Linked DNA regions of Homo sapiens: region 2 is linked to region 1. Evidence: chromatin loops called from intact Hi-C (ENCODE). Cell type or tissue: uterus. All regions are shown on one strand. Each heading gives the region's core, and the rest is flanking DNA. Links, peaks and the distances in the headings are about the cores only.

Region 1 (15,330 bases), core at 6,089-14,088:
CTTCCTTGGTCCAGATCACAGGCTCATGTGTGAAACAATGTGGCAGAGAGGGGTAAAGGAAGCTCCAGCTATTTGGCCAGAAGACTGAAAAAGGGGGCCCTATGGGGGAAACCGTGGAAAGGGAAAAGCTTGGGAAAATGACCTCTGAGAATCATTAATGACCTCTGGGTTTATAAACTCTTTATAAATTTCTGGGCTCATCCCCAGATTGTTCCTGCATGGATCTGATTCTGAAGAGCATATAAAAAACTTTGAGAATGAAATACTTGGGAGAATAAAAAACTTCGAGAATAAAAACACTAATGAACCATCATGTAAGTCCCACACTGGCCACTGGGTGGCACACACACAGGGCAGATCCAAATAGCACTGCAGGCCGGGTGTGGTGGCTCATGCCTGTAATCCCAGCACTTTGGGAAGCCGAAGCAGGCAGATCACTTGAGGTCAGGAGTTCGAGACCAGCGTGGCCAAAATAGTGAAACACTTTCTCTACTAAAAATAGAAAAAATTAGCCAGGCATAGTGGCACATGCCTGTAGTCCCACCTACTCGGGAGGCTGAGGTGGGAGAATTGCTTGAACCCGGGAACCTGGGAGGCAGAGGTTGCAGTGAGCTGAGATCATGCCATTGCACTCCAGCCTGGGTGACAGAGTAAAGCTTCGTCTCAAAAATAAAACAACAACAATAAAAAAACCCCAAACAGCATTGGAAATGCTTGGAAAATGGAACCGAGATTGAAACTATAACCTCAGAGGCCTGAATGGAATTTGTAGCCTGAACACAACTAGGTAGATTGCCTTCCAAGACAAAGATGTTAATACTCTCCATAAGATTTAAACAAGAATCAGAGTCTTGTAATATTTAAAATGTCCAAATACAATAAAAGTTACATGGCATATGAAAAATCATGAAAATCTCCACTTGCATGGAAAGACAATCAAAGAGTGCCAATGCCACAGTGACACAGATGTTAGAATCATCTGACTTTAAAATCATCTGACTTTACTATAAAAATGTGGCAAGTAAGGGTGAATACTCTGGAAACAAATGGAAAGATAGAAAGTCTCAGCAAAGAGGTAAAAGACTAGGCTGGGGAACATGGCAAAACCCTGTCTTTACAAAAAATACAAAAAAGTTAGCTGGGCATAGTGGTGTGTGTCTGTAGTCTGAGCTATTTGCAGGGCTGAGGTGGGAAGAACACTTGAACCCAGGATGTTGAGGGTGCAGTGAGCTGAGATCACGCCACTGAACTCCAGCCTGGACAAAGGGAGACCCTGTCTCAAAACAAACAAACAAACAAACAAAAAGAGGTAAAAGATATGAAGAACCAAATATCAATTTTATTCATTTTTTATTTTTTATTTTTTTGAGACAGAGTTTTGCACTTGTTGCCCAGGCTGGATTGCCTGGCACGCTGCAGTGGCATGATCTCGGTTCACTGCAACCTTCACCTCCTGGGTTCAAGAGATTCTCCTGCCTCAGCCTCCTGAGGGAGTAGCTGGGATTACAGACGTGTGCCGCTACACTTGGCTAATTTTGTATTTTTAGTACAGGGGTTTCACTGTGTTGGCCAGCCTGGTCTTGAACTCCTGACCTCAGGTGATCCACTCACCTCAGCCCCAAATATCAATTTTAGAATTGAAATTTACAATAACTGAATAAAAAGACTTACTGGTTGAGCCCAACAACAGAGTGATAGGTGACAGGGAGAAGACAGTGAACTTGAAGTTAAAGCAATAGAAATTATTCAATCTGAACACATACGCCCATACACGCACAGAGAGAGAGGAAGGGAGGGAGAAACGGGGAGAGAGAGAGAGAGAGAGAGAGAGAGAGAGAGAGAGAGAGGAATCAGAAAAATCAATGAACAGAGCCTCAGAGACTTGGAGTGCTGTATCAAAAAGTCTAACATTTGTGTCACTGGATAATCAGAAGGAGAAAGAGAAAGACAGTGATGCAGAAAAAAATATCTGAAGGAATAATGGCTGAAAACTTTCAAAATTTGGCAAAAGTCAAGAAGTTCAGCAAACCCTAAACAGGAAAAGCCCATAGAATTCCACATCCAGAAACCTCATAGCCAAACTGTTGGAAAGTAAAGACAATGAAAAACTCTTGGAAGTAGCCAGAGAAACATAATACATTATTTATAGGGAAGCAATGATTTGAATGACTATAGATTTCTCATCAGAAACAATGGAGGCCAAAAGGAAGTGGAACAACATTTTTTTTTAATGCTAAAAAAAAGAACTTTCAACCTATAATTCTACATTTAGCAAAAATATCTTTAAGTATTGAAAGTGAAATAAAGACATTCTCAGATAATGGAAAAAACAAGACACTACATTGTCAGCAGACCTGTTCTAGAAGAATTGCTAGGCTGGGAGCTGTGGCTCACGCCTGTAATCCCAGCACTGTGGGAGGCTGAGGCAGGTGGATCACCTGAGGTCATGAGTTCGAGACCAGCCTGACCAACATGGTGAAACCTTGTCTCTACTAAAAATACAAAAAAAATTAGCCAGGGGTGGTGGGGGGCACCTGTAATCCCAGCTACTGGGGAGGCTGAGGCAAGAGAATCACTTGAACCTAGGAGGCAGAGGTTGTGGTGAACTGAGATTGCACCACTGTACTCCAGCCTGGGTGACAAAGCCAGACTTGATCTCAAAAAAAAAAAAATAAAAAGAAAAAGAATTGCTAAAGTAAATTTTTCATAGAGAAAGGAAATAATACCAGAAGGAAACTTGAAACATCAAGAATGAAAGAAGGGCAATGGAAATGGTAAATATCCTGGTAAATATAATAGATTATTTCATCTTGATTTCTTTAAAATATGTTTGAAGGTAAAAAGTAAAAAAAAAAAATTACATTGCTGGAGTTTTTTTAATGTATGCAAATATAATATATAAGACAAATACAACATAAAGGGGCATAGGGTAAAGAGACCTATATGATGGTGAGATTACTGTATGGCACTTGAAGTGGTAAAATATTGACTCTAAGTAGACTGTGGAGAGTTAAGTATGTATATTGTAAGCCCTAGAGCAACAACAGAAATACTATACAAAGAGATATAGTAAAAATCACACTACGTAAGTTAAAGTGGAATACTAAAAGATGTTCTAATCTAAAAGGAGGCAAGAATAGGGAAACACAGGAAGGAAAAACAGGAAACAAATAGAAAACAAATAGTAAAATTATTGAGTAAAATCTAAACCTATAAATAATTATATTAACTATAAATGGTCTGAGCATATCAATTAAATGACAGATTGTGAGACAGGACCAGAAAAACTTTCCCAACTTGATGCTGTCAATAAGAAATCCATTTCAAATATAGTGATATAGGTCAGTTACAAGTAAAATAATAGAAAAATATATACCATGCAAACACTAATCAGATGAAAGCTGGAATGGCAATATTAATATCAGACAGAGTAGATTTCTGAGGAAAGAAAATTACTGGCTGGGTGCAGTGGCTCACACCTGTAATCCCAGCACTTTGGGAGGACAAGGCAGGCAGATCACCTGAGGTCGGGAGTTCGAGACCAGCCTGACCAACATGGAGAAAACCCATCTCTACTAAAAATACAAAAATTAGCCAGGCATGGTGGTGCATGCCTGTAATCCCAGCTACTTGGGAGGCTGAAGCAGGAGAATCACTTGAACCCGGGAGGTGGAGGTTGCGTTGAGTCGAGATCACGCCATTGCACTCCAGCCTGGGCAACAAGAGTAAAACTCTGTCTCAAAAAAAAAAAATTACTAAGAGAAAAATAGTGAACTATCTAGTGATAAAAGGGTCAATTCAAGAAGACATAACAATAAAAAATGTGTATGCACCTAACAACATACCTTCAAAATACATGAAGCAAAACCTGACAGAACTGAAAGTAGAAATATACAGAAAACAATAATTATAGTTGGAGACTTTAACACTCCTCTCTCTCAGTAATCAATAGAACTAGTAGACAGAAAATCAGTAAGGATATAAAAGAACTGAACAGCACCAGCAACCAACTATCTAATAGACATATATAGAATACTCTGTGTAACAACAGAATACTCATTCTTTTCAAGTGCATATAAAATATTCACCAAAATAGATTATATCCTGGACCATAATATAAATCTTAACAAATGTGAAGTAATTGAAATAATACAAAGTATGTACTCTGACCAAAATGAAATTAAACTAGAAATCAATGACAGAAAGATAATAGAAAAATTTCTAAACACTTTTAAATTAAAGAACATACTTTTATGGGCCAAGGAAGAAGTCCTAAGGCCAATTAGAAAACATTTTAAATTGAATGAAAGTGAAAATACAACATACCAAAATGTTGGATGCTGCTAAATCAGTGCCTTGAAGAAAATGTATAGCATTAAAATGTTTATATTAGAAAAGAAAAAGGATCTGAAATATCAATAACCTAAGTTCCCACCTTAGAAAACTAGAAAAAGAAGAGAAAAATAAATCCAAAGCAAACAGATAGAAAAGAACAGAAAATAATGAAACCAAAAACAGGAAAATTATGGAGAAAATAAACCCAAAGCTAGTTATTTGAAAAGATCAATAATATCAATAAACTTCTGGCAAGACTTAGAAAAAAAAAAAAAAGAAGACACAAAATACAAGTATTAAGAATGAAAGAGGGGATATCACTACAGACCCTGTAAGGATTGACAGGGTGAAAAAAAAAAAAGACTACTATGAAAAACTGCACATAAATTTAACAACTTAGATGAAATAGAGCAGTTATTTAAAAATTATAAACTACCAAAACTTATGCAAAAATGACTGCCCTGCCCCATCCCTGTTAAGGTCCTGGTTTTGTCCCTTGCTCTTCCAAACCAGCATTCCAGGGCCATGCCCCCTTAGAGGGTTATAAACCATACTATTTTTCATTCAGTTGTTCATTCCTGTGAACCCCTTATGTGTTTGGTACTGTGAAGAATGCAAAGGTGAATAAAACTTTTTATTTTTATTTTTATGTTTTTATTTTAAGAGACAGGGTCTTACTCTATTGCCCAGGCTGGAGTGCAAGTGTCATAATCATAGCTTACTGCAGCCTCGAACTCCTGGGCTCAAGCAATTCTCCCACCTCAGCCTCCAGAGTAGCTAGGACTACAGGCATATGCCACCACACCTGGCTAAATATTTTGTTTTTTTTTTGTAGAGACAGGGTCTTGCTGTGTTGCCAGGCTGGTTTTGAACTTTGGGCCTCAAGCAATTCTCCTACAATGGCTTCCCAAAGCACTGGGATTCTAGACATGAGCAACCATATCTGGCCATACACTGAGTCCTTAATATCTGAGAATTTATGAGGGAAGAGGGAAAAAGACAGCATGGCAAATTAAACCTCCTAATATCCCTTGTAGTAAAAAAGCTTACATAGAGCCAACTAGGTTCATTCTGCTCACACCATTTTTATTTTTAAGAAACATATGACATTCCTTCTCATATCTTTACACAGTTCCAGATATACACACACACACACACACACACACACACACACACACCCTCTGTCATAATGTTTAGTTAGAGGGGTCAGCCCTTGTAGAAGTGTACAGAGAATATTCAGTCATCCACCATGTATTTATTGATTTCCAACTCCCAGGCCTGTACTGGGCCCTCTTCAAAGGGGAAGAATTCACAGATTAGCAGATGACATATGCATGAAATAAATACCACACAGAATGGGGGTATAATGATGGAATTAGTAAATTTGCTATGGGGGCCACTAACTTTTTTGGGGTAGAGGAGGGAACTCAGGAAGTCTTTAAAGAAGAAAAGAAACTTGAGTGAGGTCTTCAAGGATGAGAAGGAGTCCTTCAGGTGGTCAAGGAGTAGGTGAGAATGTCTGGTACAGAAAAAAGTACATAAAAGAGTTACTAAATAGCACAGTTGTCAGTACAGTTAAGTTAGTGTTGGGCGGAGGGACCCAAGAGATGAACCTGGAGAAACAGATCTGGGATTCTTGCTGAGGGACGGGCCTCACTGATCACACAAGGGTTGATTTCCTTATATATTTTCATTTTTAATTGTATTTTTGTTAACTGTATGTCACATGCACAAGGTATAAAATTCAAAAAGTACAAAAGATACATAGAGAATATTAAGTCTCCCCACTTCCCTATCCCCACTGCTCAGGTCCTCTCCCTGAAGGCAGTTACCAAAGCAGGTTCTTTGGGCATCCTTCCAGAGCTATTTTCTTTACATTTGAAAATACGTGTGTGTGTGTCTGTGTATTTTCCACACAAAGGTTGCATATTATACTTTCTATCCTTTACCTTGCTTTTTTATTTGGATGTTTGTTTTATTTATTTGGAATATGGATATACCATAATTCATTGGATCAATCCTGTATTGTTGGAATTTAGGTGATTTCTAGTCTATTGCAATTTAAACAGTGCTGCAGTATATATCCTTGTATATAAGTCCATCTGCACATGAAAGTATACCTGTACGATTAATTCCTAGGAATGGAATTTTTGGGTTAAAGAGTATAAATATTTTTAGTTTTAATAGATAATGCCAAATTGCCGTCTGTAGAGGCTGTGCGATGCCTGTAACCCTGGCCAAGAGAGTACAGCAGTCCCCCTTATCCACAGAAGATACTTTCCCAGATCCCCAGCGGATGCCTGACACTGCAGATAGTACCAAACCCTATATATATTGTGTTTTGTCCTATACATACACACCTATTATGAAGTTTAGTTTATAAATTAGGCACCGTAAGAGATTAACAACAATAATCATAAAATAGAACAACTATAGTAATATGCCAGTATCACTACTCTTGTGCTTTGGGGCCATTTATTAAGTAAAATAATGGTTACTTGCACGCAAGCCCTGAGATACCAGGACAGTTGATCTGGTAACCAAGACAGCTACTTAATGGGTAACGGGCAACCTAGTGTATACCTGGTGGCTATGCTGCACGAAGGGCTGTTTCACATCCCAGGTGGGGTGGCATGAGATTTTATCATGCTGCTCAGAACAGTGCAAAGTTTACAATTTGTTTTTTCTTTTTACTTTGGTTAATCTTTAAAACTCTCCCATGGCAACAATCATAGATTACTATGTCATATAACACCTATGTCTTATATCTCCCCAGGAAAACATACCACCATCGAGTGCCATGGCATCCTAGAGAGAACTTCCATCTTTGCTCACAGCGTTAAGAGCTCTTGGTTTTGCAGCCTCTTTGAAATGACCTATAAAATTTATCAATTGTTTATTTCTGGAATTTTTCATTTAATATTTTCAGACCAAGATTGGCCACAGTTAACTGAAACCACGGAAAGCGAAACCGTGAATAAGAAGGGGCTACTGTGTGATTAAACTTTTTGCTCTTTGAAGCTAGGTCTTTTAGGCTTTATCCTGTCAGTGATGATAAGCCATTGAAAGGTTTTTTAAGAGGGGAGTGTTTCAGTCAGGTTTGTGTTTTGGAAAGGTCATTTGGGCTGCAGTGAGGAAAAGAGTTTAGCAGAGGCAAAGACTAGAGTCATGGATACCAATTAGGAGGCTTTACAGTAGTCCAGGCAAGACAGAATTGTTGGCAGATCCGATTAGGCAGTTGGCAGTGGAGATGAAGGAAATGGATATTGAGATAATGAAGAAGTAGTTTCAATAGAACTGAGGGATTGATCTGGCTGAGAGTGCGTTAGGAGTGAAGGTAGCTTTAATCAAGAAGTTCTAGTTCCGTGAGTCTTGTGAACAGCAACAGTCTTGTATGCACAGTCTGCACCTTCTTTGTAGATTTATAGATCTTATGTCTTTATTAACATTTTCTAATCCTAGAATATCAAAAGATAAAAAAGAGGCTCTAATATATTACTAATTGCTGTTTCTTGGCACCAAGGCAGTTTTGTCTGTTAATATCCGGTTGTCAGAGAAGTTGGAAGAGCATTTTTATTAAGATTCTTCAGTTAGGCCGGGTGCAGTGACTCATGCCTATAATTCCAGCACTTCTGGAGGCCGAGGTGGGTAGATCATTTGAGGCCAGGAGTTCAAGACCAGCCTGGCCAACATAGTGAAACCCCATCTCTACTAAAAAATACAAAAATTAGCTGGGCGTGGTGGCACATGCCTGTAATCCCAGCTACTCGGGAGGCTAAGGCAGGAGAATTGCTTGAACCTGAGAGGTAGAGGTTCCAGTCAGCCAAGATCATGCCAGTGCGCTCCAGCCTGGGTGACAGAGCGAGACTCCGTCTCAAAAGAAAAAAAAAAGATTCTTCAGTCAGCCTGTAGTCCCAGCTATTTGGGAGGCTGAGGTGGGAGGATCACTTGAGCCCAATAGGTTGAGGCTATGATCTTGCCTATAAATAGCCACTGCATGCCAGTCTGGGCAAGATGGCAAGAACCTGTCTCAAAAAAAAAAAAAATCCTTCAGTCAGACTTATTCCTGATATTCGCCAAACTCTAATGTTTCCCACATCGATAACATTCATTCAAAATTCTGAATTTAGGCTGGGTGCAGTAGCTCACACCTATAATCCTAGCTCTTTAGGAGGCTGAGGTGGGAGCATTGCTTGAGGCCAGGAGTTTGAGACTACCCTGGCCAACATGGCAAGACCCCATCTCTAATTTTAAAATATAAAATAAATTTAAAAATTTAAAATTTGAAAAACAGAAAATTCCTAATTTAGTAAAGTAACTTTAAATTCTACACTTAATTTACATATATTTTAATTATGTATATTTAAAAGTCTTTCATTTTGTGATCTTATTCCTTTGATTTTGTGTGTGGTTCTGATATTTAAAAATATTTATATGTTATAATTTCAGTTTTATATAATACCATTAATTATTTCATCTGTTCACTCAGTTTCTACTAATTTTTAATGATGAAAAATGATACAGTGTTTTCACTTCTTCTCTGCATTTTCTTCATTCATCTTTTTTTGAGCCAGAGTTTCACTCTTGTTGCCCAAGCTGGAGTCCACTGGCACGATCTTGGCTCACTGCAACCTCCGCCCCCGGGTTCAAGCGATTCTCTTGCCTCAGCCTCAGAGTAGCTAAGATTACAGATGCGCACCACCACGCCTGGCTAATTTTTTGTATTTTTAGTAGAAATGGGGTTTTACTATGTTAGCCAGAGTGGTCTCAAACTCCTGACCTCAGATGATCTGCCTGCCTCGGCCTCCCAAAGTGCTGAGATTACAGGTTTGAGCCACTGTGCCTGGCCTTCATTCATTTTCTATCTCATATTGGCCTAAAGTTTGATTTCTAAGTGATTATCTTTATTTAGGTAAATATCCTCTATTTCTGTTACTTGGTTTTTCAGCTTTGAGTAATGTCTTTGGTGCCTGGCTCTTACAGGTGACACAGTCAAGGAAGTTTCTTCCCCTTTCCACTTTCGTGCTGGCTGTGTTGTTTCTGTATCGTCAGGGCATAGAACATTGACATTCTGATTTGCCATTCTAAACCCCACTTGATTTTAGTCTTGCTTCTACAGTTATATGTTAATATGCATTAATATATATGTTAATGTAAGTGAAATATGTTCAGTGCTTACCGTCAGCTCTTTTGCTGTTGTTTTCTCAATCATCTTTTGGTTGACTACATTTGTTCCCTGGTGATTTCCTCAAGCAGGGCTTGTGGGAACAATATTCCTTTAGTCTTTGTATGCTAAAACACAATGTTCTCGGCTTAGCAATTTTCCGGAGGTTTCTTCAGGAGTGTAGCTGCCAGCGTTTTCTGAGATCTGCCTCCATTCCATCTCCTCTCCTTGTCTGCTCTGCTCATCTGCCGTGTCTTCGGCCAGTTTCCACCCAGGCCTCCATGACCCTGCAGCTCTTGTTGCACGTGGACTTACGGGTTTATAACCTTGGGGTGACCTTTGTCTACAGTAGCCGTGATTTTGCCGGCGTCTTGAGACCTGCTGAACAGCTCCACTCTCCTCCCGCTGAGCTGTGGCCCTGTTTATTTCCCCATATCACTTTGCTCCTCCTCAGCTTCCCAGTGTCTGCATCTGTTGGCTTTTGGCAGCTGTTATCCTTTTGTTTGTTTTTTGAGACTGTAGGTTTTATTTGCCTCCAGTTTCACTAACAAAGGAGTTTGCTTTGTTTATTTCATGTTTACTTTGTTGGTTTTGATGATATCTTGGAGGAAAAAAGGGAAATCACTGTTGTACGCCACCATGTTTGACAGGAAGTCCTTTAAAAGTAGGTGGCGTTATGGTATAACAACAAAGAGCATGGGATTTGGAGTGAGATACACCCGGCTGCGAATCTGAACTCTGCCACTTACTGACTACCTGACGGTGGACAGATCACATGCCTTCTTGTCATTGTTATCTCTAGAATGGGGCTGATTCTCCTAAGTATTCATACTGTATGAGGAGTAAGTGGGGTAATATCATATACAGGGGCCTAGCATAGTGCTTTGCAAGTAGATGTTCAAAAGGGTAACATTATAATGTTTCATTAATTTCCTGGCATAGATGCCATTCAGAATTACTTTAATCCTCTCTGCTTGGATGGCATCCATTATTATCACTCACTCAATGTTACTGGTGGATGCTGTCACTGAGGCCATTATTGGGACACCCTTTGGCACTCTCTCACTTCACCCATAATTCTATCCAAGGCAATTAGTGCCACAGGAGAAGGACTGCTCTGGGAGCCCTGGGGAGAGGACAGTCTCCTTCATATGGTAGGGGTGAGGGGTGGAATAACCCATGAGCAAGGTCTTTCAGGAAAGGCAGGATTTCTTCAGGAAGAGGTGGAAAGGGCCAGAGCTGGGTCTGGGTGCTAGATATTCCCCAGTCCAGATTCTGAGATCAGAGATTAGGGTGAGTGGGCATGGATGGGGCTTTGGGCATTTGTCACATGTCTTTGCCTCCCAACTTCCAGCAGGCCTGAGAAACCAGGAGGCAAGATTCCCATCAGAGCAGTTGTAGATGAGGTCCGAGGAGACTGGGATGCCAGACTGGAAAGAGATCTGAATGTCCATGTAGTTAAATCCTTGCTTTTGTCCCTCTGTTTTCAGGTCCTGGAATGCCAGACAACCACGGCTCCTACCATGTCGGCCAGCAGCAGCTCTGATGTAGCCTCCATTGGGGTTAGCACTTCCGGAAGTCAAGGTATCATTGAACCCATGGATATGGAAACCCAGGAGGATGGGAGAACATCTGCTAACCAGAGAACTGGAAGCAAGAAGAATGTGCAGGCAGATGGGAAGATACAAGTGGATGGAAGGACCAGGGGAGATGGAACACAGACAGCCCAGAGGACACGTGCAGATAGGAAGACGCAGGTGGATGCTGGGACACAAGAAAGCAAGAGGCCACAGTCAGACAGGAGTGCACAGAAGGGCATGATGACACAGGGAAGGGCAGAGACACAGCTAGAAACAACACAGGCAGGTGAGAAGATACAGGAAGACAGGAAGGCCCAGGCAGATAAGGGCACACAGGAAGACAGAAGGATGCAGGGAGAGAAGGGGATGCAGGGAGAGAAGGGGACGCAGTCAGAGGGGAGCGCGCCCACAGCCATGGAAGGTCAGTCTGAGCAAGAGGTGGCAACCAGCCTCGGCCCACCATCCAGAACCCCCAAACTCCCACCTACAGCGGGTCCTAGAGCTCCTCTGAATATTGAATGTTTTGTACAGACCCCAGAAGGGTCTTGTTTCCCAAAAAAACCTGGTTGCCTGCCCAGATCTGAGGAGGCAGTAGTAACAGCCTCCAGGAACCATGAGCAAACTGTGCTGGGTCCCCTGTCAGGGAACCTCATGCTCCCAGCACAGCCGCCCCATGAGGGGAGTGTGGAGCAGGTGGGAGGAGAGAGATGCCGAGGGCCACAGTCATCAGGCCCAGTCGAGGCCAAGCAGGAGGACAGCCCGTTCCAGTGCCCCAAGGAGGAGCGGCCAGGGGGAGTGCCGTGTATGGATCAGGGTGGCTGTCCTCTAGCTGGCCTGAGCCAGGAGGTACCCACGATGCCTTCTCTTCCTGGAACTGGGCTGACAGCTAGCCCAAAGGCGGGGCCGTGTAGCACCCCGACTTCTCAGCACGGGAGCACAGCCACCTTCCTGCCCTCTGAGGATCAGGTCCTGATGAGTTCTGCCCCAACACTGCACCTGGGGCTGGGGACCCCCACTCAGAGTCACCCACCAGAAACCATGGCCACCAGCAGTGAGGGGGCCTGCGCCCAGGTACCAGATGTGGAGGGGCGGACCCCAGGTCCCCGGAGCTGTGACCCTGGCCTCATAGATTCCCTGAAGAACTACCTGCTTCTGCTGCTGAAGCTGTCCAGCACAGAGACAAGTGGAGCAGGGGGAGAGTCCCAGGTGGGGGCAGCCACCGGAGGTCTGGTGCCCTCAGCCACTCTGACACCCACTGTGGAAGTGGCTGGGCTTAGTCCCCGGACATCGAGGCGCATCCTGGAGCGTGTGGAGAACAACCACCTGGTGCAGAGTGCACAGACCCTGCTGCTGAGCCCCTGTACCTCCCGCCGCCTCACCGGCCTCCTGGACCGTGAGGTGCAGGCTGGCCGCCAGGCCCTTGCTGCTGCCCGAGGCTCCTGGGGTCCTGGTCCCAGCTCCCTCACTGTCCCTGCCATTGTGGTAGACGAGGAGGACCCTGGGCTGGCCTCAGAAGGAGCCAGTGAGGGTGAAGGAGAGGTTTCCCCTGAGGGGCCTGGCCTCCTGGGGGCCTCTCAGGAGAGCAGCATGGCTGGTCGACTGGGGGAGGCGGGTGGGCAGGCAGCCCCTGGACAGGGGCCCTCAGCAGAGAGCATAGCCCAGGAGCCCTCCCAAGAGGAGAAGTTCCCAGGGGAGGCTCTGACAGGTCTCCCGGCAGCTACACCTGAGGAACTGGCTCTAGGGGCCCGGAGGAAGAGATTTCTCCCTAAGGTCAGAGCAGCAGGAGACGGGGAGGCAACCACACCTGAAGAAAGGGAGAGCCCCACGGTTTCCCCCCGGGGGCCCAGGAAAAGCCTGGTGCCTGGGTCCCCAGGGACTCCAGGGCGGGAGAGACGCTCCCCTACGCAGGGCAGAAAGGCGAGCATGCTGGAGGTGCCTCGGGCAGAGGAGGAGCTGGCGGCAGGAGACCTGGGCCCCAGCCCCAAGGCCGGCGGTCTGGACACAGAGGTGGCCCTGGATGAAGGCAAGCAGGAGACACTGGCCAAGCCCAGGAAAGCCAAAGACCTGCTGAAAGGTGAGCAGTGGGGAGGGAGAGGGATGGCTTCACAGGACAGGGCCACAGAAAGCACACTGCTGCTGCTGCTAACAGCACTACCCCATGACAGATAGCATATCCCTCCTCGGGATTCATAAATTACCTTGGTAAAGGTACCCTTCTCTCACAGCCTTTAAGGCCTGGTTCTTGTTTTGATTCTGCCACTCCACAGAGTGGAGATAACAGTACCGCCTTTGCAATGGCATGAGGCTTAAATGGGATGGAATAGATGAAGTGCTTAGCACAGGGCCTGGCTTTAGTAGCGTTCTAGCTCTCCATCATCACCATTCAGTCCCCCTTTACAGAGATGTCGCATGATTACAGAGTGGTGGGGACAGGATTCAAATGCAGGCTTCCAGAGTTAGGGACCTAGAATGCAAACTGAAGTTCCTGTCTCAACTGCTGTCTGCGTCCTCAGCTGGGAGCCCCTCCCAGCCTGGGGTCAAGGTGGAGTAGGGGCTTCTCTCTAGCTGAGATGTGTGCTTTGGGGGTCAGGGCAGAAGCCTGAGATATAGGCAGGAGGCACCGGGGGGCTGTGAGTGGTAGGTCTGTGTGGAGACTTGAATCCTGTTTTCTCCCAGCCTTTTCCACCAAGGACACCCAGGAGAGCAAGGATATGGCCAGAGGAGAGGTGGTGTTCCCCTCTTGACTGGGCCCTGCTCTCAGCCCCACAGGTGATCCGGAAGATTCGGGTGGAGCAGTTTCCTGATGCCTCCGGTAGCCTGAAGCTGTGGTGCCAGTTTTTCAACATTCTTAGTGACTCAGTCTTGACATGGGCCAAGGATCAGCGCCCAGTGGGCGAGGTGGGCAGGAGGTAAGCCAACGACACCACTGCCACCTGACCTGGCTCCCTGATTGCAGTAATACCGTTGGGCACTGTCCTAGTGCTTTGAACCTATCGCCTCATTAATCCTCACAATAACCAGGGGAGGTCCTTTTATTCCCATAGTAGAGATGAGAAAATGGAGGCTCAGCATTCTTTAAGCCACTTGTCCAAAGCCACACAGCTAGTAATTGTCAGGACTGCAAACCAGACCTGTGGGCTTCAGGACCAGCTCTTGGCCCTGGAATCGCGCTGCTTCCCCAAAGCTCTCAGAGCTGGGGTTCACAGCAGCCTCTGAGAGTGGGGTCCAAGGACGCTTAGGACCACAGTCTGCCCCCATGCCATGGCCCTCACGAGTAGGGTCTCCACTCTGCAGCGCAGGGGATGAGGGGCCGGCGGCCTTGGCCATCGTGCAGGCCTCCCCCGTAGACTGCGGTGTGTATCGGTGCACCATCCACAATGAGCACGGCTCGGCCTCCACCGACTTCTGCCTCAGCCCTGAGGGTGAGTGTGCCCCGCGGCCCGGGGTCTCAGCCTGGCCTGGCTCCTGGTGGGTGGGCAGCAGTCATCTTTGAGAGAAGGCACTCTCTTGGCACAGCAGCCTGAAGGCACTGCTTTCTTCTTTTTCTGTATCTAGTGTTGTCAGGATTCATCTCCAGAGAAGAAGGTGAAGGTATGGTTCCCCCCTGGGGAAGGCGGGGTGGTCCTACCCCTGCCATCTGCAGGGAGGACCCTCTTTAAGGGCTTGGAATCTGGTCCCAATCCACATACTGCTCCTCTTTGCCTCTTAGTTTAGGATATGGCTTGGGAGATGATGGAGGAGGACTGCTGTATCAGAAGATTATGGGGGAAGAAGTGACCAAGGGGGCCACTGCACAGGAGTTAGTTCACCCTTGTGCCCTTTGCCCATGTCAGAGTCTTTGATCCAGGGCAGAACCGGCCACCAGGGCATGTCTTATCCTGCCAGCTCCTACCCAGGGTTTCTCACAGTGCTCTGTGGACCCTGGTATTAGATTCACACAGGGAACCTGCTAGAAATGCAGTTTCCTGGTCCCTGCTGCACTGCAGACATCTTTAATGACCTAGGAGGGACCTAGGAATATTGCGTTTTCAGCAGGCCCCCTGGTGATCATGAAATACCTTCAAAGTTTGATACACATTTGAAGGGCTCAAATAGGGATGGGCACGTACTGCTCCTACAAGAGACAGGCTAAGGCTTGGGACTGTGAAGGCAGCCAGTGATAAAAAGATGTTTGGAGCTGTATTTGCTAACAAATGCATTAATTCCTTCATTCTCTCACTCTTTCAATCACTCATTCATCCAACTAGTGAC
Region 2 (15,330 bases), core at 4,705-12,704, 93 kb after region 1:
TTATTTATTTTTGGAGACTGGGTCTCACTTTGTCACCCAGGCTGGAGTGCAGTGGTGCAATCACAGCTCACTGTAGCCTCTGCCTCCTAGGCTCAAGTGATCCTCCTGCCTCAGCCCCTGTGTAGCTGGGATTACAGACGTGTGCCACCACACCTGGCTAACTAACCTTCGCATTTTTTGTAGAGACGGGGTCTCGCCGTATTGCCCAAGTTGGTCTCAAACTCCTGACCTCAAGCAATCCTTCTGCCCTGGCCTCCTAAATTGCTGGGATTACAGGCATGAGCCACCACGCCCGGCTCCAGTGGTGTTTAGTTAACAAAACAGCAACTATTTTGTGTAAGCTGCATCAGAGACAACTAAAGATGAAGGCACTACCATCCACATACATAACTAATGTGTGCTGTGTGCCAACAAGAGCCTGCTTTAAATTTCCATGCCAATTTATAACCCCCATACTGCACCAGGCAAGGTTGGTGGCTATTGAAAATACCACCAGGACAGAGTTATCTAAAGACACATTGGGTAGTATGTAACTATGCAAAAAAAAGGACACTGTACAGTTTAAAAACAAATCTTACATGGCCTTACATTTTAATTTATTTCTTTAAAAGGAATGAATTTAGTGTGGGGGGGTTAAATACATTATATACAAAAAAAAAGCTACTAGAACTAGCTTATTCATCATCTTCATCTTCCCCATCTTTCCTTCCCCCTCATCCTCTTCCTCTTTCTCATGTTTCTCCTATTCTTTCTTTTTCTTTCTTTTTCAGCCTTGACAGCTCCCTTATTTTTGCTACATCAGGCTTTCCTTTAGCTCGGTATGCAGCAATATCCCTTTTGTATTTTTCTTCCAGCTTTGCAGGTGTCTTTTTCTAAGGCTGCTTATTCTCCACAGCGGTTTTATAACCACATCTCTCCTACTTTCTTTGCAACATCAACAACGGATAGGCTGGGATGTTCTCCTTTGATTTTTGGGTGATGCTTGGAATAGAACAAGAAGAGGCCAAAGGAGGCCTCTTGGGCGCATTGGGATGCTGGAACTTCTTTTTTGTTTTCCCTTTAGGAAGGATGTAAGTTTTCATTTCTCTTTCCTAGCCAGCCTTGTCCGCCTTTGCCACATCTTCAAATTTTCTTTTCTGTTTAGTTGACATGGTCATCTGCCTCTCTGGCACTTCTTTGAAAGCTCTGAGGAGTTGCCTGAAGCATCTGGGTGCTTCTTCTCGTGTCCCTCCCAACAAGCTTGGACAGGGAGTGCATATAATCACATTTTGCCTCTTGGCTTCTTAGGGTCTCTTCTGCCCATGTTTAGTTATTTTTCCTCAGTGAGGCACAGAGTCACCCAGTGCCTGTCAGCTCTCACTTGACCCAGCATTTGGGATTTGTTTTTTTTTTTTGAGACGGAGTCTCGCTCTGTTGCCTAGGCTGGAGTGCAGTGGTGTGATCTCGGCTCACTGCAAGCTCTGCCTCCTGGGTTCACGCCATTCTCCTGCCTCAGCCTCCCAAGTAGCTGGGACTACAGGCACCCGCCACTGTGCCCGGCTAATTTTTTGTATTTTTAGTAGAAATGGGGTTTCACCATGTTAGCCAGGATGGTCTCGGTCTCCTGAACTTGTGATCTGCCCACCTTGGCTTCCCAAAGTGCTGGGATTACAGGCGTGACCCACTGCACCCGGCCGGGATTTGTTTTTTTTTTAACATAGATTTTATACCAAATATTTTCTTTTGTGATTTCTTCTGTTATTTCTAAACTTATAACGTTATCTGGAAAGTGCGGCTGGGCACGGTGGCTCATGCCTGTAATTCCAACACTTTGGGAGGCCAAGGAGGGTGGGTCACTTGATGCCCGGAGTTTGAGACCAGCCTGGCCAACATGGCAAACAGGAAATAGAAAACTTAGCCAGGTGTGGTAACACACACCTGTAATCCCAGCTACTTGGGAGGCTGAAGCATGAGAATCGCTTGAACCCAGGAGGCAGAAGTTTTCAAAAAAAGGAAAGAAAGAAAAAGAAAGTTATCTGGAAAGTGTTAAATTCGTGAAATAACGTGATGAGATAATTCAGACCATGAGCTTTGGAGTCAGAACTGAGTTCAAATTCTGATACAGCTACCTTCTTGCTGTGTGAACTTCCTTAGTTACTTAACCTCTCTGAGCCTCGGTTTACTCCTCTCCAAAATAAGAGTAATAATAGTACCTTGTAACTATATTTATTATCCTATATTTTCTATCATTCTATACTTAAAATATTAATATTTATCTAGAATTAATTTTTATATAGTGTGAGGGGAGGCTCTATACCAATTTTTTAAATAATTTTTAATTTTTGTGGGTATATAGTAGGTGTAAATATTTATGAGGTACATGAGATGCTTTGATACTGGCATGCAATGTGAAATAAGCACATCATGGAGAATGGGGTATCCATCCCCTCGAGCATTTATCCTTTGTGTTACAAACAATCCAATTATACTCTTAGTTATTTTTAAATGTACAATTAAGTCATTACTGACTATAGTCACCCTGTTGTGCTATAAAATATTAGCTCTTATTCATTTATTCTAACTATTTTTTTGTACCCATAAACCAATTTTGTTTTCAAATTATTTCATTTTGGCTCTTAAAACTTCTTTCTGGGAAATAGGACAGTTGTTAAGAACAAAAGCAAATAACTATTGTGTTTGAACACTTACTGTCTGCCTGGTGTTTCCCATACATTATATAATCCTTTTTACAGCCCTCCCAGGCAACTACTATTATTCCCCTATTCCAGACAGGAAAACTGACACTGAAAGAAGTGACTGACTTCTCAAGCTGATCATTGGTGAGACAATCCTAGAAGCCAGGCTGGCTGGGCTCCAAATCCCTTACTCTTTCCTGTGGGCCATACTCCCTCTCTCAGCCTGAGAGCATTCACAGGAGTGCTGTGAACTGGAAGCCCAGGACTGCGGGGTCAGGGAAGGGGCTGTCCACCAAATGGCCCCAGGACAGAGCTTAGTAGGGCCAAAGCGACAGGACTAACAAAGGCTGAACCCCATCCAGAAAGGCTGGTAATGAAGATTAAAAGGTTGAAGGACAGGCTGGGTGTGGTGGCTCACACCTGTAATCCCAGCACTTTGGGAGGCTGAGGTGGGCAGATCATCTAAGGTCAGGAGTTTGAGACCAGCCTGCCCAACATGGCGAAACCCCATCTCCGCTAAAAATACAAAAAGTTAGCCGGGCGTGGTGGCGGGCACCTATAATCCCAGCTACTCGGGAGGCTGAGGCAGGAGAATGGCTTGAACCCAGGAGGCACAGGTTGCAGTGGGCTGAGATTGTGCCACTGCACTCCAGCCTGGGTGACAAGAGTAAAACTCCGTCTCAAACAAAAACAAAAACAAAAAAAGAAACAAAAAAAGTTGAAGGACAGATAAGAGAGGGGGGCTATGTTTTTGATGTGGTGCAGTTTGAGCCAACTTAGAGGTGGGATTGCAAGGCTGGGGAAGCGGCAGCACAGAGGACTCAAAGGTCAATTACATGTAAGAAGTGGGTAAAATTAAGGCCAGGGAGCCTGGGTGTTATAGGGGTGCCCCAGGCCCATCTGAGGGGAGCCCCTCCTCATGCATCTTCTGTATTTTCAGGTCAGAGCTGAAGTCCTCACGACGTTTGCCCTCTGTGGATTTGCCAATTTCAGCTCCATTGGGATCATGCTGGGAGGCTTGAGTGAGTCTAATCAGGGCCTCACCAGTGTCTAGGAGAGTCTGGGACTTGAACTTGCTCGGGACATGTAGGCCTCAGTTGTCTCATTTGTCTAAAGCAGGACCCAAACAAGATGGCCATAGAGGCCAGGTGTGGTGGCTCATGCCTGTAATCCCAGCACTTTGGGAGGCCCAGGTGGGTGGATCATTTGAGGCCAGGAGTTTGAGGCCAACCTGGCCAACATGGCAAAACTCTATCTCTACTAAAAATACAAAAATTAGCCAGGCGTGGTGGTGCACGCCTGTGATCCCAGCTACTCAGGAAGCTGAACCCAGGCACGAGGATGAGCTGAGATCGCACCACTGCACTCCAGCCTGGGCTACAGAGCGAGACTCTGTCTCAAAAAAAAAAAAAGAAAAAAGAAAAAGATGTTCATAGAGTTTCCTCCTAGCCCTAGAATTCCGATTCTCTGCTGCTGCTGGTGGCCCAGGAAGTTAGCACCTGGGCCTTGAAGGCCAAGCCTGGCTCAGGGGTGGGAGGTGTGGTGCTTGCCTGTCCCCAAGGCTTTGGCCTGCCTGTTCCCACACCCACAGTGGACAGGCAGGCAGGCCTGGTGGGGCCTAAGGTCGAAGGGTCTGCACAGTTCTCAGTTCTTTACAAATAACATTTCCAGTCCTGGCAGCTACACTGCCTGGTGGTATAATCACCCCATTTTACAAAGAAGGAAACTGAGTCTTCATGAAGTGAAGTGGTGGCCCAAGTCACTCAGCTAGTGAGTGGCTGAGCTTGTATTTAATCCCAGGTCTGCCTGACTCCAAACTCACATTCTTTTCCTGCATCTGCCACTCATGGTGTGTAGGGAGATGTGGGGCATTGCCTAGGGGTCCAAGCCAGGCCAAAGAGAACTCCTGAGCTCAGCAAGCTGTCAGGAGGACAACATCTGTCCCTCTGGCCATCTATTAATAGAAGAGGAAGGGAGGTCAGCAGATGCAGCCCGAGCTGCGGAACGCGGGCAGAGAGGGACACAGCTTCCCAGGCCCTGAGCACTTCTGTCCCCTTGCAGCCTCCATGGTCCCCCAACGGAAGAGCGACTTCTCCCAGATAGTGCTCCGGGCGCTCTTCACGGGAGCCTGTGTGTCCCTGGTGAACGCCTGTATGGCAGGTGAGTGCAGGCCTGGCAGGCTCAGAAGGTGGAACCCTGACTTTCTGGCTAGCCCGGGGGCCCTGCCCCACCCACCACTTTCCCTCTACAGGGATCCTCTACATGCCCAGGGGGGCTGAAGTTGACTGCATGTCCCTCTTGAACACGACCCTCAGCAGCAGTAGCTTTGAGATTTACCAGTGCTGCCGTGAGGCCTTCCAGAGGTGAGGGCCTGGGCTGTGGGACCTGCAGGGCACCCACAGTGATAGACAGAATGCCTGAGCGCTGGGGGGGATGCCTTTGGTACCAGGGTGAGGGTAGAAATGTTACGGCTGCAGCTAATGGGGAGGTGAAGGCTCGAGGACCAATGGAGGAAGGGTGGACCAGAGACTTGAAACAGTGTTCCCGGTGTTGCACAGCCTGGTGGTGGCCCGCAGAACCAGGCCTGGAGCTCCCACTGCGATCTTTGCTTTCTTTTTAGCGTCAATCCAGAGTTCAGCCCAGAGGCCCTGGACAACTGCTGTCGGTTTTACAACCACACGATCTGTGCACAGTGAGGACAGAACATGCTTGTGCTTCTGCGCTTCTGAGGGCTGTTCTCCCCCGGGAACCATCTGTCCCCACCTTCCCTTTCCCAGAGCCCTCTTCAGGGAAGCCACAGGACTTAGACCCAGCTCAATCCCACAATTGGGAAGGGTTCATGGAGTGAGTGTGCAGAGAGTGAGTGAGGACATAAGGAAGGACATGTCCCACTCCATCCCCCTTCCTGCTCCCCCATTTCCTAACTCCCCCAGTGTGAATTCTCAGGGTCACTTCTGCCTCCTCCCGTTTCCCCTCCACATCCAAACAGCACCCTGGTCCTCTCTATCCCCCCTCTCCTGGGGTCCCTCACATGCCCCTTCCCTTCTGTTGTGGGCTGCACACCAAAGCCTCCTCCCCTCCCCACTTCCTAGGCACTAGGATCTCTCTGTGGCTTCCCCTGCTGGGTGGTGTCACCTCTTTCTCTGCTTTCAGAGAAACCCTTCCCGCCTTTCCTCAGAGTGCTTCCCAAACTGAGGTCCCATGGCACACTGTCCTGGGAGGCGTTCAGAGGGTTCCATGATGGACTAGGTTTGGAACCACTGGGTTAAATAAACTTAGAGAGGGCTGTTTAGACTTTTGTTTGTTTATTTTTTTGTTTTTTTAACTGTGAACTTGTCAGAGCTTGGTGGTTTTTTCCACATTTACTTGACCATAAAAACCTTTTCACTCTGTCACCCAGGCTAGAGTACAGTGAGGTGATCATGGCTCACTGCAGCGTCAACCTCTCAGGCTCAAGTGATCCTCCCACCTCAGCCTCCTAAGTAGCTAGGATCATAGGCATGTACCACCATGTCCAGCTAATTTATATATAAATACACACATATATATACATACATATATATATATGTGTGTGTATGTTCATATATATATATATATATATATATATATTTTTTTTTTTTTTTTTTTTTTGGTAGAGATGAGGTCTTGCTATGTTGCCCAGGCTAGTCTCAGACTCCTGGACTCAAGTAGTCTGCCCACCTTGGCTTCCCAATGTGTTGGGATTATAAGCATAAGTCACTGTATCTGGCCCATAAGAACCTTTTTGATGGAAGTGTCTCAGTTGAAGATTTTGTGGAATACAACTTGGGAAATATTGGCTAATGTTCAAACTGCTTTACTCTAGGCAACTGTAATGTTAGCAAATGCTTATGTGGCACTGTGTGCCAGGCACTGTTCTCAGCGCTTTATATATTTTAACTCAATCCTTACAACAACTTCATGCAGTAGGTGTTATTATTGTCACTAGTTGAGGAATCGGAGTCGCGGACAGGTTAAGTTATGTGCCTAAAGGGACAGAGCTGGGAAGAGGCAGAGGCAGGATTTGAGCCAGGCCACCTAGTTCTGGGTGGTATAGGGGTGCCCCGAGCCCATCTGAGGGGAGCCCCTCCTCATGCATCTTCTGTATTTTCAGGTCATAACACAAACTGCGATGTGGGGCCTCTCTGTTGGGCTGCTGGTGTTCAGGGAACCCTGATGGGTGGCCCGCCCTCACCTCCCTCGCTGCCTTTCCTCCCCACCCCAAGCCCTCTGTGCCACTAGGTGAGGCCCGATGTCCCTCCCCTGCCTTCATTTCTGGAGTTCCTATCACCAGCATGCCCTCTCCATCTCCCTGCCGCCTGCCCTGCTCCCATCTCAGTTCTCATTTTCCCCAGCAGCTTTGGCTTCCAGGACCTGCGATGCACCCTGCCCTTGTGGCTGCTGGGGCCCTACACCCTCACCCCTACCTGCCAGGTCCAACTTCTTTCCTAGCTGGGGCTGACCCTGACCTAGGGCAGTGGGAGGGTGGAGCCCTGGCCAGCAGTTATTCAGCTCAGCCCCAGTGAGCCAGGTCCTGTTTCTGTTCTGCCACAGACTTTGGTTCCAGTGGGCAGCAGCCTTGCTCCTTGTGAGCCCCACAGGCTGACCTGGGTCCCCATCCTCAGGGCCTGTGTCCTTCCCTTAGCTCCACAGAGTGGAGGCTTGGCCTGACTCCTGTAGCTCCAGCTAGGCTCTTGCCTTCTCTCTGCAGCCCTCCCTCAGTCCTTGCTACCTGCTCCAGCTGCCCTTGGGCTGTGGGCAGGGTGCCCTGTTGATATGGACAACACAGTCCTCTCCCAGGATTGGCCCTCCGCCCCTTCCCTGCCCATATGTTGGCCTCAGCTCCACTAGCTGGGTCATGGAACAGCCCAAGGACTGCCCTTGACCCCCTTCTCTGGACTCCCTGCACGCTCATTCTGTGGCCAGTGGCCTTCCCTAGAAGACTGCAGGCCACTTGAATATAGGGCTCACACTGTACCCTTCTGTCTTAGTCAGTTTTGGCTGATAACAAAATACCATAAATGGGATAGCTTATAAACAACAGAAATGTATTTCTCACAGCTCTTGAGGCTGGGAAGTCCAAAATCAAGGTGCTAGAAGATGCTGTGCCTGGTGAGAGCCAGTTTCTCATAGGTGGCACCTTCTCCCTGTGTCCTCACATGGCAGAAGAGGCTAATGAGATCCCTGGGGCCTCTTGCATAAGGACACTAATCCCATTCATGTGGGCTTTACTCTCATGACCTTATCACCTCCCAAAGACCCCCCCTCCTAATACCTTCACCTTGGGGGCTAGGATTTCAGCATATGAACTTTGAGGAGACATGAACATTCAGACCATAGCAAATAGTAGTGTAAGCTATTAACAAGAGGGGAAAATGGGTGTGGGATATATGGGAGCTCGGTAGTATTGGTGCAACATTTTGTAAGTCTAAACTATTCTAAAATTTAATAGTTTATTTTTTAAATGGCATGGGGAAAAAAAAACTGCGTGGACACAGATGCTGTATAACTTGTAATTCAGCCCATGGGTAACTCTGTCCTAGACAATGCATGTCCCAATAGGCAACATGCCAAGGTCTGTGAGTTGACTAATGGGCTACATTGACCCCCCTTCTGCCCCTTTCTTCCCATGGCCCTGCCCTCACCTCTGCTGCCCCCTCAATTTAATTCAAGCTCATGCCTTCAGCTGAATGTTAATTAGTCCTGACCTCTTTGCAACCACATGAAGAATATCATCTGCTTGAAATTACTTTTGACTTGGGATTAGTGAGCCCTGAGGTTGGACAGGACCTTAAACATCATTTTGAGGGTGTCTACCTCCCCATCCAGCTTTTCTGAGAATGTTTATACCCACTGTATGGATGGCCTCTGTCAACATGTTTTTATGTTTGAGTCATGAGACTCCATTCCCATGAGTGATTTGCTATTGAACCAGGATTGAATGCCTGACTCAGGGCAGGCCAAATCTGTACTCTTGCCAATGGCCTTTTGGATTCTTGGGAAGGAATATGAATTATAAAACCCAGAAACAGAGCTGGGAGCTGAGTCACCACGGTGGGGCTATGGCTTGGAGCTGACCTCATTCCCTCCCTTACTGCAGCCCAGTTGTTCTGCTTTTCCTTGGATTCCATGACAGCCAAATTCTTTCCAGAAATCCCCTCTAACCTAAACTAATTGAGAAGGTTCCTCTTTGTAATGAGAAGGACATTGCCTAGGATAGTCACTTTGTTAACCCCCGATTCTGCTTGAAATCAAGCAGTCATTCATCATTTGCTTAAACCTCATCAAGATAATAACCTCACGCCTCTCATTGCTACTCCACATTGGAGAGCTCCACTTCTGAGAAGGTTCTTTTTTGATTTTGCATCAAAAAGTGTTTTGCTTTGATCCATCCCAGTTTTGCCATTCTGGGCCACTCTGAATGGGTCTCATCTCATATGTATATCTTTGTTGTCCTTTTTCCTACTTACCAAAGTAATACTTGCCCATTAGTTTTAAAAAGTCAAATCTTAAAACTTATAGAAATGGTTTAATCCCTTTTCCACATGACAATCCATCAAGTATTTGAAGATGATGCCCATCCAGGCTTCCCTTCTCTGAGCCAGGCACCCTTAGTTCTTTCAGCTGTTCCTCACATAACACATAGCAGGGTTTCAAAATTTGCTCCAGACCTGATTCGAAGCTGTTCTGAATTTGTGTGCAGACAGTGCATGAGTCAAGAGCAAGTCGAAGATGAAGCCAGAACACAGCATGGTAAATATGATCTCATGGGTGGAACCAAGATGCTGTGATGAGACTAAAGATTGGATATGGTCTTAGGAGGATATTTGAAAGAGGCAGACTTATTAGGAAGGGTGTTTTGCTTTGTTGTTTGTTTTGTTTGAGATGGGGCCTCTGTTGCCTGGGCTGCTGTGCAGTAGTGCAAAAATCCTGGCTTGCTGCAGCCTGGACCTCCTGTGCTCAAGGGGTCCTCCCACCTCAGCCTCCCACCTCAGCCTCCCAAGTAGCTGAGACTACAGGTGTGTGCCACCATGCCCGGCTAATTTTTTTTTTTTTTTTTTTTTTTAGAGATGGCGGGGACTCTCTCTATGTTGCCCAGGCTGGTCGTGAACTCCTGGCCTCAAGTGATTCACCCATCTCTGCCTCCCAAAGTGCTTGGATTACAGGTTTGAGCCACTGTGCCCAGCCTTAGGAAGGGTGTTAAGAAGCTACATGCCTGCTTCAGAAATCCTCAAATCCGAGGGCTTGCATGTTGAGGGTATAATTTGAAGAGCAGTTGTCATTTAGGAGAGAATGAGAGAAAGTCCTGGCCTGGATCATAAAGGCACTATCTCTAGGACACAGCAGGAATGGGGTGGGAAGGACTTATCTACAGGGGTATCCTAATTGCCCACCACCAAGGAGTGCAACAAGTTCCTACCTTGCCTGGAGGTTGCTTTCCATTTCCTGAGTGAGAGAAACTGCAGCTTTGGATGAAGTTCTGACAAAGATATGGAATGGTGGAATGGGGACAATTTGCCAACAGAGACTTTGTCACTGGCAGGGATGGGGAGGCAGCACAGCCAGGCGATTGTCCCACACTTGAGAATAAAGCCATTTAGGAAAGAGACTCTGCAAGGAAAGGCAGCGCTTGGATTGAACCCTGTCTCTGCTGGGCAAAATATCCTAATGAGGAAGGAAAGGCAGAGGCAACAAAAGAAATCAACGTGGCTATGAGTGAATAGCAAGGATCTCATTCATAAACTCAAAATTTTAAAATATCAGGCACCAACATCAGGCTGAAGAACACTTGACCCGTGTAGAAAGACAGCTGGCTGTCCTCCAGTCGCCAGTCTCCTTTTTTTTTTTTTTTTTTTTTTTAGTAAAAACTGACAATCCAGCTGGGCATGTGGCCACTTACAATAAAAACTACATTTCTCAGCTAGGCGCGGTAGCTCAGGCCTGTAATCCCAACACTTTGGGAGGCTGAGGTGGGAAGAGTTCAAGATCAGCCTGTGCAACATAGTGAGACCCTGTCTCCATAAAAAATAAAAAATTAGCTGGGCATGACGGTGTGTGCAAGCAGTCCTAGATACTCACGAGGTTGAGGTGGGAGGATCACTTGAGCCTGGGAGATTGAGACTGCAGTAAGCTGATAGCACCACTGCACTCCAGCCTGGGTGACAAGAGTGACTCTGTCTTAAAAGAAAAAGAAAAAGGACTACATTTCTCAACCTTCCTGGGTTAGGGGTGGCCATGGTCTGGCCAGTGGGGTGTGAGCAGAAGTCCAGTAGGCAGCCTCCCATCATGCCCTTGGAAGAGGGTTCTGTTGACTTTTTCTTAAGGGTCAGATAGTAAATATTTCAGCTTTCGTGGGCCATATTGCCGTGTTACGACTACTCAACTCTGCACTTGTAGTTGAAAGCAGCCATAGACAAACAGAGTGGCTGTGTTCCGATAAAGCCTGTTTACAAAAACAGGAGGCCAACCTGCAGGCTGTGGTTGCTGACCCCTGCCTTAGATAAATGGGGGCATCCCACACGTTCTTGGTATATTTCACATTTTTGCTCCATGCTAGTTGGAATGCAGATGGGAAGGTGAGCAAGCTTGGACCATGAAGACAAAGGCAACACCCGAGAGATGGAGCAGCTTCAAGTTGAAGGGAGCCTGAGGCCGTGGCTCGCCTCTGTAGTCCCAGCACTTTGGAAGGCCAAGGTGGGCAGATCTCTTGAGCCCTGGAGTTTGAGACCAGCCTGGGCAAAATGGTGAAACCCCTTCGAGAAAAATTAGCTGGGAATGGTGGTGGGCACCTGTAGTCCCAGCTGCTTGGGAGGCTGAGACAGGCTTGAGCCTGGGAGGTGGAGGCTACAGTGAGCCATGACCCACTGCACTCCAGCTCAGGTGACAGAGCGAGACCCTGTCTTAAAAAAAAATAATTAAAAAAAAAAAAAAGAAGGAGTCTGGGGTCCTGATGTCTTTGCAGAGCAAGACTGCCACGACAGCACAAACTTTATGTGAGAGGGGAATAAGTTTCTATCTCCTTTATGTTATTATTTGGGATCTCTTATATGAGCCTGCTAGTAGACAGGAAGAATAAGATAGGTGGCAAGAAGGAGCAGATTTGCCTCTTTCCTGCGGGGATCCTGATGAACAAATGGGAACAAGCTATTATTAACAAAGTGCCCATCATCCCTGCCTGGCACTCCTGGTTCTCTGGTAACATGGGGCTGGTACATTCACCTGGAGTCCTAAATGGGCCCGCTCCTTCTGACAAAGTCTAAATCTGAAACATACCTCCCACTGGCCACCAAGACTTCAGAGAAAAAAGAGAGACTCCTGATACATATCCGAGGGGAAGTGGAAAGAGAGCCAGATGGCCAAACTGCAAAGTTTTCCAATTTAGCTTCATGATGGGAAAACACCAGAGACAGAAGGCAAGGCGAGGCAAGGGAGGCTCACAGCAGTTTCCAGCCTCAGGCTTACAGAAGCAGGAGTCGGCAGAGGTCCATGTGCTGTGTATAACCTTTCAACACACAGTGACCTGATCCACTGGTAAGTGTGGCCCAGTCTACCCACTAAGATCCGTGTTCCCTCCCCTTGAAGAACAGCAAGGAACTAGAACAGGAGCTAGAAGAAGGACAGGCTTCTCAGGTCCCCATCCTGCTCCCCTCCCACCTGCCAAACACTGCAAATTATGTTGAGAGCAAAAAAGAACAAGGAAGAGATGATCCCACAAGGACTGCTTGGAGCAGTTTTCTCATCCTCACACAGGCTGTGTGGCTATCTGCTCTCTATACAGACATCTTTCCTATCTTTCCAAGGTGGGACTCATTTCTCATCTACAAGTAAGAAGGCAGTAACCCACAGATCAAGACTGCCAACCAGATGGACACACGAAATGCTGCTACACACTCTCCTACACGTCAGTAAATTCCTTGCATCCAATGACTCCATGTGCTTCAGTGACGGACCATGAGTGAGCCTGACCAGGCTGGAGATGCCACCACGCAGGTTACTTCCTCCACTCAGCCCCAACTGACAAAGGACACATTTTTATCCCAGCAAAACTTCTGTTTTTCTTTTTCCAAGAAAACAGAAAAGTCGCCGGGCACGGTGGCTTACGCCTGTAATCCCAGCACTTTGGGAGGCCGAGGCAGGAGAATCGCTTGAGCCCGGGAGTTTGAGACCAGCCTGGGCAACATGGTGAAACCAAGTCTCTACAAAAAAATACAAAAAAATTAGCCAGGTGTCGTGGTGCACGTCTGTAGTCCCAGCCACTCCTGGGAGGTCGAGGCTGCAGTGAGCTGTGATCGTGCCACTGCACTCCAGCCTGGAGAACAGAGTGAGACCCCGTCTCAAAAAATAAAAAAAATTTTTAATAATAAAGTATAAAGAAAAGTTATTTAAAGATAGAAAATTCACTTTATAAACAAAAGATTGCTTTTATCCCTTGAAACTTCCTTCCTCAATAAGATTCTTTTCTACTTTTAGAGGAGTCCATTGTTTATATTACCAAACTATTCTTTTCAATGCCATCGCATCAATTAGAAGACAAATAAGCTCCATCAAAGCATACAGCTTTCAAGGGATCTTTTCTTGGGCAGTGCCCAGAGGGCAGATATTTCTAATCTCTAATCCTTTTTGGATCTGGGGCATGTCATTATTTCAGTGTCAGCTGCTCTGAGCCAGAGTGTGGCCCGATGCTGCAGTCTGGGACCAGGGTCCTCCAGGTAGGCCCAGAACCCAGAGGTGAGAAAGTCTAATGGCTGGTATGGAAAAGACAGGGCCTCCTTCTGAAAAGTTCCGTAACTCGGTGAATCATCTTCAATGACTTAAACTGTTAGGAGTCTCAGGAAGTTCATGTCAAGAGCTCTCAACAGCTGGTGGGTTTTATCACTTAGAGGTGTGTCACTGTAATTAATTGATTCCTTTATAACAGTGGAAAGCCTGAGCCAGGTGGCTCACACCTGTAATCCCAGCACTTTGGGAGACTGAGGCTGGAAGATTGCTTTGAGCCCATGAGTTCAAGACCGGCCTGGGCAAGATAGCGAGACCTTGTCTCCACTAAAAATTTAAAAATTAGCCCAGCATGGTGACAAGCACCTGCAGTCCTAGGAGTCTGAGACAGGAGGATTGCTTGAGCTCAGGAATGTGAGGCTACAGTGAGCTGTGATCACACCACTGCACTCCAGCCTGGGTGACAGAGCAAGATGCAGTTTCAAAAATAAATAAGAAAAGTAGAAAAATATAATAGTGAAAGTACTGGAGTTTATGAATGATTTACCTCATTTGTAAAAAATGTATAAATCAGAGGGGTATATTACTTAGGATTCTTTTGGTTGCAAATGACAGACAACAAATCAAATAGCTTAGGAGAAGAGGAATGTATGGGCACCAGGAGGGATGAGGGTGTAGCTGCAGGCAGCTGGGCCTGGGGACTTCATGACTCTAGGGCTCTGCCTACCGCTGAGTTCCTGCTTTTGTTGTGTTTGTGTCTTCCTGCACTGTGACCTCCTTCTACTGAATTGGATTTCTCCATAAGACTGGACCATGGCCATCAGAAAATCATGGGTTCATATATTAGCTTGTTTTCCTGATAGCTAGTTGTGGCAAAGAAAGCAAACCTCCAAGAATGTGATTGATCTGTCAGGGACGTGTGCCCTCCTCCAGACCCATTGTTGAGGCCTAGAAAATGGGATAGGGTGATCAGTGTGGCCTGGCTCTTCTGCCCACCCCTGAAGCAATCACTGTGACCAGGGAGGTAGAAGCTGGCAGCTCCTATTTGAACAGAAAGGGAAGGAGGAGCAGTTTCCCACGAGATCGGGGGTGTTGTTTCCTGATGAAAGCAACCATTCTTTCCATTTATCTATAAAGATTTCAAATGATAGCATATCTTCAAAAATCTGAGATAATAGAAATAATGGAAATGTAGCGCTTGAAATAATTTAGGGAAAAAGGGACTAACGTTTTCTGAATGCTTATTGTGAGACAAGTTATTTGCATATGCTGTCCGTGTAATCCTTAAAAACAAACAAACTATGTGAGGTAGATATTATTATCCCCATTTTACCAACAAGGCAACTGAGACGTGGAGAAGTGAAGTGGTTTGCTCAAGGGCACACAGTTCAGCGGCTGAGCCAGGTTTTGAACCCAGTTCTGTTTGGTTTTAATGCCAGATACTTAACCATTGTAGCACGTTGGCTTCCTCATTGATCTGCCTAGTAAACAGGTATATGATATGTGTAAAATACTTTACATTATTTTTATTTTAATTAATAATACTGAGTCATTGTGGTATTTTTATGACATGGCTGCAAATTTTCTAACACTCCTCCCATGAAGCAGTCAGATCTATGTCCTCTCCCTGTTAATCTGGGCAGGCTTGTGACTGCTTTGAGAAAGACGGCATGGTAGGAATGATGCCATGTGACTTCTGAGGCTGGGTCATGAAAGCCCAGGCAGTTTTGGTCTTGTTCGCTGGGACACTCACTCTTAGCACTCTGACCCACCACAAAGAAAGAGTTCTCCCTGCTCTGTGGCTGCCACGCTGTGAGGAACCCAAGTCATCTGGAGGAGTAACATGTAGGCACCAGGTCAACTGTCCCAGCTGAGCCCAGCCTGCAAGTCATCATAGCCCAAGTGCCAGACACGAGCGAAA

The links. Hi-C counts contacts between places; a loop is a spot of excess contacts. Peaks named below come from ENCODE experiments on the same cell type or tissue, not always from the same donor. Only the 100,000 strongest peaks of a DNase experiment are listed, where the experiment ranks them.
Region 2: it touches region 1 in a loop (2.1-fold over the local background); 6 of 110 quality-filtered maps call a loop at or near these places.

The regions. Positions count from the first base shown.
Region 1 is chr15:84,845,403-84,860,732 of GRCh38, forward strand. ALPK3 (alpha kinase 3) reads left to right here. Exons shown (of 14, transcript NM_020778.5): 6 at 10,990-13,153; 7 at 13,841-13,988; 8 at 14,374-14,501; 9 at 14,635-14,670. It also overlaps the pseudogene LOC124900361. Among named protein-coding and RNA genes, the nearest start is that of SLC28A1, 32 kb to the right of the region's middle. In uterus, for the core only: no CTCF peak of the experiment used is centred there; no DNase peak of the experiment used is centred there.
Region 2 is chr15:84,939,830-84,955,159 of GRCh38, forward strand. It overlaps SLC28A1 (solute carrier family 28 member 1), which reads left to right. Exons shown (of 19, transcript NM_004213.5): 16 at 3,616-3,697; 17 at 4,737-4,835; 18 at 4,927-5,038; 19 at 5,296-5,969. The coding sequence ends at 5,371. It also overlaps the pseudogene HMGB1P43. Among named protein-coding and RNA genes, the nearest start is that of PDE8A, 34 kb to the right of the region's middle. In uterus, for the core only: no CTCF peak of the experiment used is centred there; DNase peaks (open chromatin) are centred at 8,252 and 8,712; H3K27ac peaks cover 1,311 bases.